Linked DNA regions of Homo sapiens: regions 2, 3 and 4 are each linked to region 1. The links are chromatin contacts, found by Hi-C or POLR2A ChIA-PET in ENCODE. All regions are on one chromosome and are shown on one strand. The core of a region is the stretch at or near the end of the contact, and the rest is flanking DNA. Distances in the headings are between cores, read along the strand shown. Region 1 holds the start of CERS4 (ceramide synthase 4). Region 2 holds the start of PRR36 (proline rich 36). Region 3 holds the start of FCER2 (Fc epsilon receptor II). Region 4 holds the start of ZNF414 (zinc finger protein 414).

What was found. A loop is a pair of places that touch in the nucleus more often than their neighbours do. ChIA-PET counts read pairs that join two places held with the same protein, here RNA polymerase II (POLR2A). Pooled maps may share reads with other maps.
Region 2: a loop to region 1 is called in a map with no recorded cell type, with 9 times the contacts of the local background. The contact joins the promoter of PRR36 here to the promoter of CERS4 in region 1. A Hi-C loop is called at or near these places in 2 of 37 single-sample maps with no recorded cell type and 4 of 50 pooled maps. POLR2A ChIA-PET finds 5 or more read pairs at or near these places in 1 of 52 experiments (H1).
Region 3: a loop to region 1 is called in a pooled map, with 4 times the contacts of the local background. The contact joins the promoter of FCER2 here to the promoter of CERS4 in region 1. A Hi-C loop is called at or near these places in 1 of 168 maps with a recorded cell type or tissue (GM12878), 5 of 37 single-sample maps with no recorded cell type and 5 of 50 pooled maps. POLR2A ChIA-PET finds 5 or more read pairs at or near these places in 2 of 52 experiments (activated B cell and activated CD8-positive, alpha-beta memory T cell).
Region 4: a pooled map shows a loop between it and region 1 (5-fold over the local background). The contact joins the promoter of ZNF414 here to the promoter of CERS4 in region 1. A Hi-C loop is called at or near these places in 1 of 37 single-sample maps with no recorded cell type and 9 of 50 pooled maps. POLR2A ChIA-PET finds 5 or more read pairs at or near these places in 1 of 52 experiments (HepG2).

Annotation. Positions count from the first base shown.
Region 1 is chr19:8,207,926-8,210,625 of GRCh38, forward strand. It overlaps CERS4 (ceramide synthase 4), which reads left to right and starts at 1,445. Exons shown (of 12, transcript NM_024552.3): 1 at 1,445-1,569. RefSeq lists a silencer at 1,126-2,045.
Region 2 is chr19:7,873,126-7,875,825 of GRCh38, forward strand. It overlaps PRR36 (proline rich 36), which reads right to left and starts at 1,265. Exons shown (of 6, transcript NM_001190467.2): 1 at 1,161-1,265; 2 at 294-571; 3 at 72-174. The coding sequence starts at 564. RefSeq lists an enhancer at 467-983.
Region 3 is chr19:7,700,862-7,703,561 of GRCh38, forward strand. It overlaps FCER2 (Fc epsilon receptor II), which reads right to left and starts at 1,270. Exons shown (of 11, transcript NM_001220500.2): 1 at 1,154-1,270. LOC105372262 (a long non-coding RNA gene) reads right to left here. Exons shown (of 5, transcript XR_936296.2): 5 at 2,219-2,260. RefSeq lists an enhancer at 1,157-1,266.
Region 4 is chr19:8,512,836-8,515,535 of GRCh38, forward strand. ZNF414 (zinc finger protein 414) reads right to left here and starts at 1,332. Exons shown (of 8, transcript NM_001146175.2): 1 at 1,209-1,332; 2 at 194-506. The coding sequence starts at 1,211. RefSeq lists a silencer at 1,033-1,342.

The DNA of each region.
Region 1 (2,700 bases), core at 195-2,694:
TATATATATAAATTAGCCGGGTGTTGTGGGCGCCTGTAATCCTAGCTACTCGGGAGGCTGAGGCAGGAGAATCGAATGAAACCAGGATGCAGAAGTTGCAGTGAGCCGAGATCATGCCATTGCAGTCCAGCCCGGGCCACAATGCAAGACTCCGTCTCAAAAAAAAAAAAAGAAAAAGAAAAAAGAAAAGAGAAACAGTGTAGCAGAGGGAAGGCCAAGTGCAAACGCCAGGAGTCTGAACTTGGAGGGACAGGTTCTTCCACACTTGCAACAGAGGTCTCCTGCCTCCCTGACCGCCCCGCCCCCCGCGCCCCTGTCTGTGTGAGGAAATCAAATCTCAGCTTGCCTAGGGCCCTGTGGCAGGGAGGCCCCAACTTCACCCCATGGGTCTTGGGTCTGCTGAGCTGAGTCAGAGAAAGGTTTATTATCCCCATTTTACAGAGGCTTATTGTCCAAAGGCGAAGCCACTTGCCCAGAGTACATGCGGTGGGCCAGCGACTATGAAAACCCCTGGGGCTGTCCTCTGTTCAGGGATCGCCCAGGCTCCCTGCCCCTGCGCGCTGCTGAGACTGGGTCATTTTCGGTTCTACCAGGCAAGCGGGGGACCCAGCCCCCACTGCTGCTGCCCTCAGCCAAAACCAGGGCTGCGCCACCACCCACCCGGCCTATCTCCCATCTTATCTCCCCAGCTCTGTCGCCTGACCCCTGCACCCCACCAAATCGCAGCCTTTGCCCGGTGCCCTCACCGCCTCGGTTGGCCCCCGCGCGCGCCTCGGGCGAACCCCTGGACTGGCCCTCCAACAGGGCCCCAGACTCGGGGTACCCAGGGTGGCCGCTGAGGCCTGGAGAAATCTGGGCCTCCCCTGTGCACCATCCAACTGCGCGCCCCAGAGGCTCAGGGCGCCCCGGGAGTGTGGGGGTGTGGACAGATGAGCAGAGCCAGAGCATCTCGGGCAGAAGAGGGGACCTGGGAGGGGGCCGGGGAGACAGACAGCGAACAGGGGTGAAGCCGGGGCCGGACGGAGCGCGCAGCGGACAATACTGGGTTCAAAGGGGAGAGATAAGGCGCAGACTAGAAACGCTAGGCTGGACCCGGGCCAGGCGCGCCGCGGGGCAGAGATGGGCGGAGCGGGAACGGGGGCGGGGGCGAGAATGGGGGGGCGGGGACGGGGGCGGGGATGGGGTGCGGGTGCGGGGTCGGGGGCCAGGGAGAGGCCTAGTTGCGTCGAGGGGGGCAAGCGCCTGGAGGACCCGGCGCCCGCTCCAGGCCCTGCCCCTCCAAGTCCCCCGCCCCGCGCCAGGCCCCGCCTCTCCAGGGCCCCAGCCCCGCGCCAGGCCCCACCGTTCCGGGGCGCGTGCCCCGCCCAGGCCCCGCCCCCACGGCCCCGCCCCGGGCTCCCCCCACTCAAGCCTTTTTTCCCCTGCTGGGGGCCGAGGCCCGGCCAGGAGCAGAGTCCGGCTGCCTGGGGCGGGCGGCGCGTGTCTGCAGCTGCTCCGGGTAGCCCGCTAGGCGCGCCGTCCCCAGCCCCGCCGCCGGCCCTCGGTGCGCCCGGCCGCCTGCACCCCCAGGTAAGCGAGCACCCCGCGCCGCGAACACCGCCCCGAACGCCACCCTCACGGCGGTCCCCGGCCCCGCCTCCGCGGCCATGGCGGCCCCAGCCCGGCCCCCACTCGCAGCTGGGCTCCAGCCCCCATCACCCCGCCGGGGACTGTCCCCCTCGGGGCTTCCCATCATGGCCGTCTCCCCGAGCTATCCGCGCTCCCCCACGAGGGCCGGGGCGCAACGGGTGCCCGAGGACGCGGCTGTGAAACGGGCTGGAGCGAGTAGGGGCGATCCTGGCCTCGTGACGCGGGGGAATCCGGATGTGTGAGCCGGGGGAGCGCCCCGTTTCCCCGACGTGCCAGGGCTGGGGACGCAGCTGGGGCCCTGGCCTCGGAGTCCGCAGCCCGGCCGCGTAGACGGCTTCTGAGAACCGCTTAAACACGTCATTCCAAGCCCGAGCTAACCCATCAGGCGGCCGGGGTGAGGTGGAGGTGCCCAGGCGGGGATAATGTCATTTGGCCTGGTTGGACCAGCCAGCGAGGGCTTTTTAGGCCCAGGGCCTAGCCGGGAGTGTGTGCGGAGCAGAAAAGAGGCCAGCCTGGCTGAAACGCGGAGAGGGAGGGTCTGAGGTGGAGAGAGGTTGGCCGGGGCCTGGGAAGCGGCGAGGAGAGTGTGGAACCCGTTCTCGGGGCGGTGGGGACCAGGGAGGCTTGGAACAGCAGGTGCATGGCGTGATCGGATTGTGTCTTAAGAACATCCCGTAGCCGCTGTGGGTAGGAGAGATGGGGATACTTGGAAGGGGGCTTCTGGCTTGACCTGGCTGGAAGGTGTGATAGGAAGTGGGTGAACTGAAAATTCGCTTTGGCAGAGTAACATCGTCTAATTCTGTCTGTTTGCAAGTGGAGCGTGGGGGACCGATGTTTCTCCTGGGTAGTTAGGAGTATATAGAAGAGGCTTTCATTGCTGGGTTGGGAGACTTGAGGAGAAGCTGCTCTGGGGGACACAGGAAGGTGGGCAGGGGGAGAGGCTGTTGTGGTTTGCAAAACCTACCAGATGGGGGAATGCTCCCATCGACTCCAGTCTGAGCTCAGGCAAGGTCTCAGGCATCTGAGCGCAGAGGCCAGGGTGACCCCACTGGGGCGACCTGGGTCTGTTAT
Region 2 (2,700 bases), core at 15-2,514, 330 kb before region 1:
TAAAATAAAAGGTTCCAGACTCTGTGACGCTAACCCTGGCTTAGGAGACTGGGGGAGAGGGAGCAGGTTACCTGGTGGTCCCGCTGGCACGCCCTGGGCTAGAAACAGGGCCTGGGCTGGTGTTCTTGGCAGGAGGAGCTCTCTCCCCTCTCCCAGAGGCTGGGGGCCTGGAGGCTGCGGGGAGAAGGCCGAGTCACAGGTGCCCCGGAGAGGTGGCAGTGGAGGTGAGACTGGACAGGTATTGGAAGGGGGAGGGAAGATGGGGGCGGAGCTGAGGAAGGAGGCTGGGGTACCAGGGTTTCGGGAACTTGTCCCAGCACTCCGCGTTGGTCCCGCTCGGGGAGCAGACTCGGGAATAGTGGCCCCGCCGATGCCCCCCGCTCGCTCTGCCAGAGGCTTTCGCCCCACTGCTCCCGCAGCTCCCAGAACTCGGAGGGCTGCGGGAGTTACTGGGGGAGGGGGTCGAGGAGAGCCTGGGGGCCTGGGGGTCAGAAGTCCAGGAGCGCGAGCAGCCGGCGTCCGCGCGGCGGCCCCTGCCTTCGCCTTGTCTCTCTTGTTGTCCATCTTGCACCTGAAGAGACAAACCGGTCCGCATCCCAGGTTCTGGACAGCTACGCCGCCTCCAGAGACCTGGACCCTGCTACCTCACTGCCCTTTCGCAGCATCGCCACCCATGGACACTCAAACCTCGGCCTCGGCTTCCATCCGCTCGGCTCCCACGCACCTACACCCACTCGCCAGCCCCACTGCTCCTCGCTGTCCCCAAGTCCCACCCCCCACCGCTTTTCCCTAAAGCGAAGAGGCCCTGCCCGCCCCAGCCCACCGCCTCCCCCGCCTCGGCTCCAATTCAGGACCGATCTCCACGCCCCTGCCCCTTGCCCCTTCAGGGACTCAGACCGCCAGCCTCGAGAGCGGGGGACTGCCACGGGCTCAGGATGTCGCATCCCTCCAGACCCGGAGCGCACGCCCGGGTCTCCCCGCCAGCCCCCATCGGCCTCCCCTGGCCTCCCCGAGGGATGCCTGCACCTGCCGGGAGGCAGAGCGGCCCCGCTGCCCGCGAACGGGCTCCGGGAGACAAAGAGCCGCGTCCCGGGCCCGACCCCTCCCCCAGCCGGGCCTGGCCCGCGCCCAGCCTCTCCACCTGCTCGCGTCGCGCTCACCTCCGCCTCCGGCCTCCGGCCGCTCCTCACAGAGTCGCCTGGGGTGGGGCCCGGGCCGGAGCGACGCGGTGGCCGCCAGCGGCGAGGAGGCGAGGGGAGGGGGCTGCGGGCTGCGGCGCCGGGGGAGCCGAGCCGGTCCCGCCCCTCGGCCGCGGGCGGGAGAGCCGGGGGCGCGCGCTCGATCCGGACCCGGGAGCGCGGCCGGCGGAAGCGCGCCGAGGGGGATGGGGGAGAAGCGCGCTTTGGAGAGAAGGGTGGCTTCTCTGCGGTCCGGGGGAAGCCTGTTTCCCCAGCTGCGCCTGAGGAACCCAGATAGTCAACGGTTGGGACTGGGGGAGCAAATCCCTGGGGTCCTCCACTGTCCTTCCCAACACATACACCTGCCCCGACCCCCACCACAACCACCTGGCACCAAGGACCGCCTGGACGCGGATAGGCTGGGCCCTGGCAACCAGGAGGCGGGACCACCGCGCCTCTGGCCCACACACCAATCCGGCCGCTCGGTGGCCCTGGCACTATCCAGTCCTTCGCGTCTGCGAAAGCTAGGCCGCCCAGGGTCTCTGGGGGGCAGCCGCCCTCCGCCCCACACCCGAAGGTGTTCCCCAGACGCCAGGAAACCCCTTATCTGGTTGGGGGGTCGAGGGACTGCTAAGAGAATGCTGCCCTGGGAATTTCAGGATGCAAGGTAGACCCCAGATTTTGGGGAAGATAAAGAAAGGAATAGGAGGGAGAGCGACAGGAGACACAGTATATTCTGTGAGAGGTGACCCAGCCGTCTGCAGGGTAGAGCACGCCCACCCTCCACACCCTCCCAGCTAACGGGATGTCAAGTCAGCCCAGACTTCCTGGCAGAGCTGGGCTTCCGGGGGACAAGGTTCTGTCGACCTAGCAGGTGTCAAAACAAGTGCATAAGGCCGGGCGCGGTGGCTCACACCTGTAATCCCACTGCTTTGGGAGGCTGAGGCGGGCGGATCACTTGAGCTCAGGAGTTCGAGACCAGTCTGGCCAACATGGCGAAACCCTGTCTCTACCAAAAAATACAAAAATTAGCCGGGCATGCTGGCGAGCACCTGTAATCCCAGCTACTCGAGAGGCTGAGGCAGGAGAATCGCTTGAACCCGGGAGGCGGAGGTTACAGTGAGCCGAGATTGCGCCACTGCACTTCAGCCTGGGCGACAGAGTGAGACTCTGTCTCAAAAACAAAAACAAACAAAAAAACAAAAACACAAGTTCATGAAGGACGCAGAAGATCCTTTACAAGGGTCCCAGCCCAGCCGGAGCGAGTGGGAGGTGTCCTGTTGCTGACTTCAGCCAGGGCAGGGGCCTCGGTGGAGAGCGGTGCTCCAGGACTGTGGCATGAAGAGGGTGGGAGCCTGAGGGTGGAAATGGCCATTCCTCAGCTCCCTCTCCTTATAAGAAGAGTCTGGGCCGGGCATGGTGGCTCAGGCCTGTAATCCCAGTACTTTGGGAGGCCGAGGTGGGCGGATCACAAAGTCAGGAGATCGAGACCATCCTGGCTAACACGGTGAAACCTTGTCTC
Region 3 (2,700 bases), core at 20-2,519, 510 kb before region 1:
GTGCAATGGCACCATCTTGGCTCACTGCAACCTCCACCTCCCGGGTTCAAGCGATTCTCCTGTCTTAGCCTCCCAAGTAGCTGGGACTACAGGCACCCACCACCACACCTGGCTAATTTTTGTATTTTAGTAGAGACAGGGTTTCACCATATTGATCAGGCTGGTCTCGAACTCCTGACCACAGGTGATCTGCCCTCCTCAGCCTCCCAAAGTGCTAGGATTACAGGCGTGAGCCACTGCGCCCGACCAAGTCCTCTGACTTTAAAGCATCTACTATGTGCTGAGGAGCATGGGACTTGGGGTCCTTCAGGCCTGGAGGTCACGGGCTACCTTCTTTCGCTGCTTGACTATAGGTAAGTCCCTTCTCTCGGAGCCTCAGGGAGGTGGGGTGTGGCGCGGCCAGGCTCTGATTAGCGGCAGCTCAAGCTGGCCCTTTTGACATTGTGAGAGGAACCCAGAGACCATCCTGGGACTGGAACTGTCCAGGGAGGCAGCTGGACAGACCTGAGTCCGAGTCCTGGCTTCTTCCTGGATGAGCAGCTCAGTTTGCTCATCTGTAAATTGGGAGTATTCAAAGCACCAGCACACAGTAGGTGCTCAGTAAACCTACTGGCAGGATGCTGGGGGACTGTCCTCATTCTGTGGGGCCTCTCTCAGTGGAACTGAGGTTCCAAGAGGGTAAGTCATTTGTCCCCATCACGCAGTGGTGGGACTGGAACTCAAACCCGGGACCCTTGAGCTGGGAGCCCATTTGCTCAATCATCTGGAGACATAATCTCATGGTGGGGTGTCTACTGGTAAGTGCTGGGTGGCAGGATCCCAACTCCAGGCCGTCCTTCTAACCCAAGAGGTCCTGCCTCTGCCTAGAGTCTTCCATGGCTCCCCAGGGCCCTCTATGATCGGCCCAGCGCACTCACCAAGCTCATCTCAGACCAGATGGCCTGCTTTCACTTCCCCAAATCAGGGACTCGAATGCCTCGAGATTCTGTCCACACTGCGGCCCCCACCCCCGCCCCCTCACCACCCACCACCTCCCTTCTCTGGTTGTGACCTCCTGCTGGTCATCCCTTGAGGCTCAGCCCAAGGTCGTTTCTTCCAAGGGCGCTTTGATCTCCACTTCCCATGGCCAACCCCCAACACACCAGATACGTACTCACTTAGTGGAGTTTGGAGCCTGTGTCTGTCCTCCTAGTGTGTTGGGGTCGACCAGAGCGATTGGCAGGGACCGTCAGAGACAGAGGTTTAAGCAGGAAGAGAGACACTTTCTTCTGAAAGTAGAGCCACTGACAGCTTCTATTTTCATAGACCTAAATATGGGCTTGCCACCCGGATAACATTACACGCATGGCCTCTCCTGGTGCTCCCCACACCCGGGTGAAGTCCGTGTTATTATTATCTCCATTTCTCAGGTAAGAGAATTGGGTGAGAACTAGAGATGTTAAGCAGCAAGTTCCCACAGGGCTGAAGGAGGTGAGTGGTAGCGTCAAGATGTGAACCACTGTTACTGCACACTGAATCATACCACTATGGCCGATCACAGAGGGCCCTGGGGAGCCACGGAAGGCTCTAGGCAGAGGCAGGGCCTCTTGGGTTAGAAGGACGGCCTGGAGTTGGGATCCTGCCACCCGGCACTTACCAGCAGACACCCCACCATGAGATTATGTCTCTTGATGATTGAGCAAATAGGCTCCCAGGTCAAATGTCCCAGGTTTGAGTCCCAGCAAGAAAAAAGGGAAGAGGAGAGAGAGGCAGAGGAAGGGGAAAAAAAAGACAGAAGGAAGGAGAGGGAGAAGGAGGAGTAGGAGGGAAGGAGGGAAGCGGGGGGAAAGAAAGATACGTGAGATAATATTCAGGTCAAATATGGACAGTTTTGGCTGGGCACGGTGGCTCACGCCTGTAATCCCAGCACTTTGGGAGGCTGAGGTGGGAGGATCACTTAAGCCTGGGAGTTCAAGACCAGCCTGGACAACATAGCAAGCCGTTGTCTCTACAAAAACTATAAAAACTAGCAGGGCATGGTGGTGCATGCCTGTGATCCCAGCTACTGGGGAGGCAGAGGTGAGTGGATCACTTGAGCCCAGGAGTTCAAGATCAGCCTGGGCAACACAGTGAGATGAAAGAAAGAAAGAGAGAGAGAAAGAGAGAGAGAGAGACCGGGCACAGTGGCTCACGCCTGTAATCCCAGCACTTTGGGAGGCCGAGGCAGGTGGATCATCTGAGGTCAGGAGTTCAAGGCCAACATGGTGAAACCCTGTATCTACTGAAAATACAAAAAAAAAAAAAAAAAAAAAAAAATTAGCTGGGCATGGTGGTGGGCACCTGTAATCCTAGCTACTCGGGAGGCTGAGGCAGGAGAATCGCTTGAATCCGGGAGGCAGAGGTTGCGGTGAGCCGAGATCGCGCCATTGCATTCCAGCCTGGGCAACAAAAGCTAAACTCTGTCTCACAAAAAAAAAAAAGAAAAGAAAAAAGAAAGAAAAACAGAAAAGAAACACCAAACTCCATCCCAGCCCCATCCTGGAACTAAGACTTCATCCCCATGTCCTCACAACATGGCCCAGCTGGACTTATTCCCAAGCTTCCTCCTCCTTCTCCTCGTGTGTCCCCATTGGTGGGACAGTCCGTCCATCCACCCAGACACCCCGGCCCAGGTCCAGGCCTTGTCCAAGCACTTCCCGATCTTCCACCCCACCGCTCACC
Region 4 (2,700 bases), core at 82-2,581, 300 kb after region 1:
AGACTGGTCTGCCACAGTGCAGGGGCTGGACTGGCCAGGCTCACCATTGGAGCCACAGCCTGGCATCCACCGGCTGCTCCGTAAAATGATGAGTGGCATCCCTCTAGAAAGGCCCTGAGGTTAGAGATTCTCTACGTCTCGCTTCTATTGTTTCAGGGACTGTGATTCCCCAGAAGACCCCATCACAGATCACCTGGAGGTGGGCGTCGTCTGGGAGGCCGCAGGTCCTCGCTGGTCCCGGAGACTATGCTGGTCAGGCCAGGGCTGGGTCCGGGGCCAGGCTGGCAGCTGTCTGGGGCTGGGGAGGAGCCCTGCTGCATCCCTCCAGCCCCTCCACGTTCCCACACTGGCGGTGTGGCTGCCTGCTCAGGGCCTGGCTCCTCCGACATGGAGGAGGAAGGGGCTGCAGCTGGCACAGCCGGGGACAACACCTCCTTGTCGGTCTCACTGGAGCTGGGCTCTGCAGTGGCCAGCATGTCTGGGATGGGCCCTGAGGGTTTCTCCTCCTGGTGGAAGGAAGAGGCGGAGAGAACCCTTCTGGGCTCTGGGTCAACCCAGTCGGCCCCCATCCTAAGGAATCACCAGCAGGAGAGGATAGGGGAATACGTAAGGGTGGACTAAGCTCTTTTTTTCTTTTTATAAAGATGGGGTCTCGCCATGTTGCCCTCACTGGTCTTGAACCCCTGGTCTCAAGTGATCCTCCTGCCTCAGCCTCCCAAAGTGCTGGGATTAGAGTCGTCAGCCACTGCACTGGCCCGGATTGAGCTCCTTATGCATACGGGAGAAACATCTGCTCTCCTCAACTAGGATAGGTGGGAGCCCCAGTATGCACACAAGCGTGGCCTAGAGGGAGTGGGCGGGGCCAAGGCTACGGAGGCGGGGCTATGGGCAGGCATGGACTGGGAAGATGCTAGAGGAGCTAGACATGGATTGTCTGAGGACCGAGACCGGCCGGCCTCGAGCAGTGTGGACAATCTTGGAGGTGCTGGGGGCCCGGATGTAAGAAGTTTAGGGGCGGAGTCCTAGCCTGACGGGCGTGGTCCATTCCGGGCCGGGCCCGGAAGTAGGGCGCTCTCCGAGTGACAGCCAGCGGCGGACGGGTGCCCGGATGTGGGGGCGGGGTCGGCCGGAGGCTGTAGGCGCGACAGGGCCGCTCCCCGCCAGTCCCCGCAGCTCCGCCGCGCCCGCGACCCCGGTGCCGCGCTCACCATCTTCGACACGGCTCGGCCTCTTGTTTCTGCGGCTCCGGCGGCTGCAGCTTAGGCGGCGGCCACCCTCTGGGCAGTGCGAGTTCGCGCTCACGTCAGCGCCATTTTCCACCTCTCAGCTCTCGCGAGACTGGGGGCGGGGCCTGCGCAGGGCGCTCGGAGAGGGGGCGGGGCCTGAGGGCAGAGTCACCCTGGAGCTCAGGTCGGACGCTGGTGCAATCTTGCTATCTATCCCCGGGCAGTCAGCGCGCACTTCAGCAGACTCCGTGCACGGAGATCCGGGATGACCTCGCTGTCCTAGTCTTCAAAGTGGGCACCTTCATCCCTCTAGTCTTGTCCCAAGATCAGCCCTGGACAGGCGATAAACAGCAGTTCTTTCTTTATATTTTTTATTTTTTTTTGAGACAGAGTTTCGCTCTTGTTGCTCAGGCTGGAGTTTAATGGCGCGATCTCGGCTCACTGCAACCTCCGCCTCCTGGGTTCAAGCGATTCTTCTGCCTCAGCCTCCCAAGTGGCTGGGATTACGGGCGCCCACCACCACGTCTGGCTAATTTTTTGTATTTTTAGTAGAGACTGGGTTTTACCATGTTGTCCAGGCTGGTCGTCACCTCCTGACCTCAGGTGATCCACCCGCCTCGGCCTCCCAAAGTACTGGGATTACAGGCGTGAGCCACCGCGCCCGGCCAGTTCTTTATTTTTTATAGTGTTGAGACAGGGTCTTGCTCTGTCGCCCAGGCTGGAGTGCAGTGATGCGATCATAGCTCGCTACAGCCTTGACCTCCTGGGTTCAGGCGATCCTCCCATCTCAGCCTCCCGAGTAGCTGGGATTACTGGCGTGTGCCACCATGCCCAGCTAATTTTTAAATTCTTTTTAGAGACAGGGTCTCTCTGTGTGTTGCCCAGGCCGGTCTCAAACTCCTGGGCTCAAGCGATCCTCCCGCCTTGGCCTCCCAAATGTTAGGATTGCAGGCGTGAGCCACCTCGCCTCCCCTTGCACTCACATTTTAAAATGGGGAAACAGCATCGCTCGAGCCAGGGACGTCGAGGCTGCAGTGAGCGTGATGGCACCACTGCACTCCTGCCTGGTCGAAAAAGCGAGACCCCCATCTCTAAAAGTTAAATAAAAATGGGGAAATAGTAAATCAACAAGTGCAAAAACAATCTTTTGTCCTATTCAGAGCAATGAAGGAAACAATGAAATGTCGAAGTGATGGGTCAGGGAAGCCACTCTGAGGAGGTGACTTCGGAGCTGTCTCCAGATGATCAAGGAGTGAGCTGGTGGAAAGCCCGAGGAGCAGGGGGCTCTACCGGATAGCTGGTGGTGATGTCCTGGAGTGGGGCAGGACGGGCTTATTTTGGTCAAAGAGCAGCGAGGTGGCCAGGGCACCACTGGAGCAGAGTGGAGGCGGGGTGTGGAGGTCAGAAAGCGAATATGGTGCGCGGCAGGTCACGCAGGGCCATGGGAGTGGTGCAGAGAGAGGAGTGTGGTTTA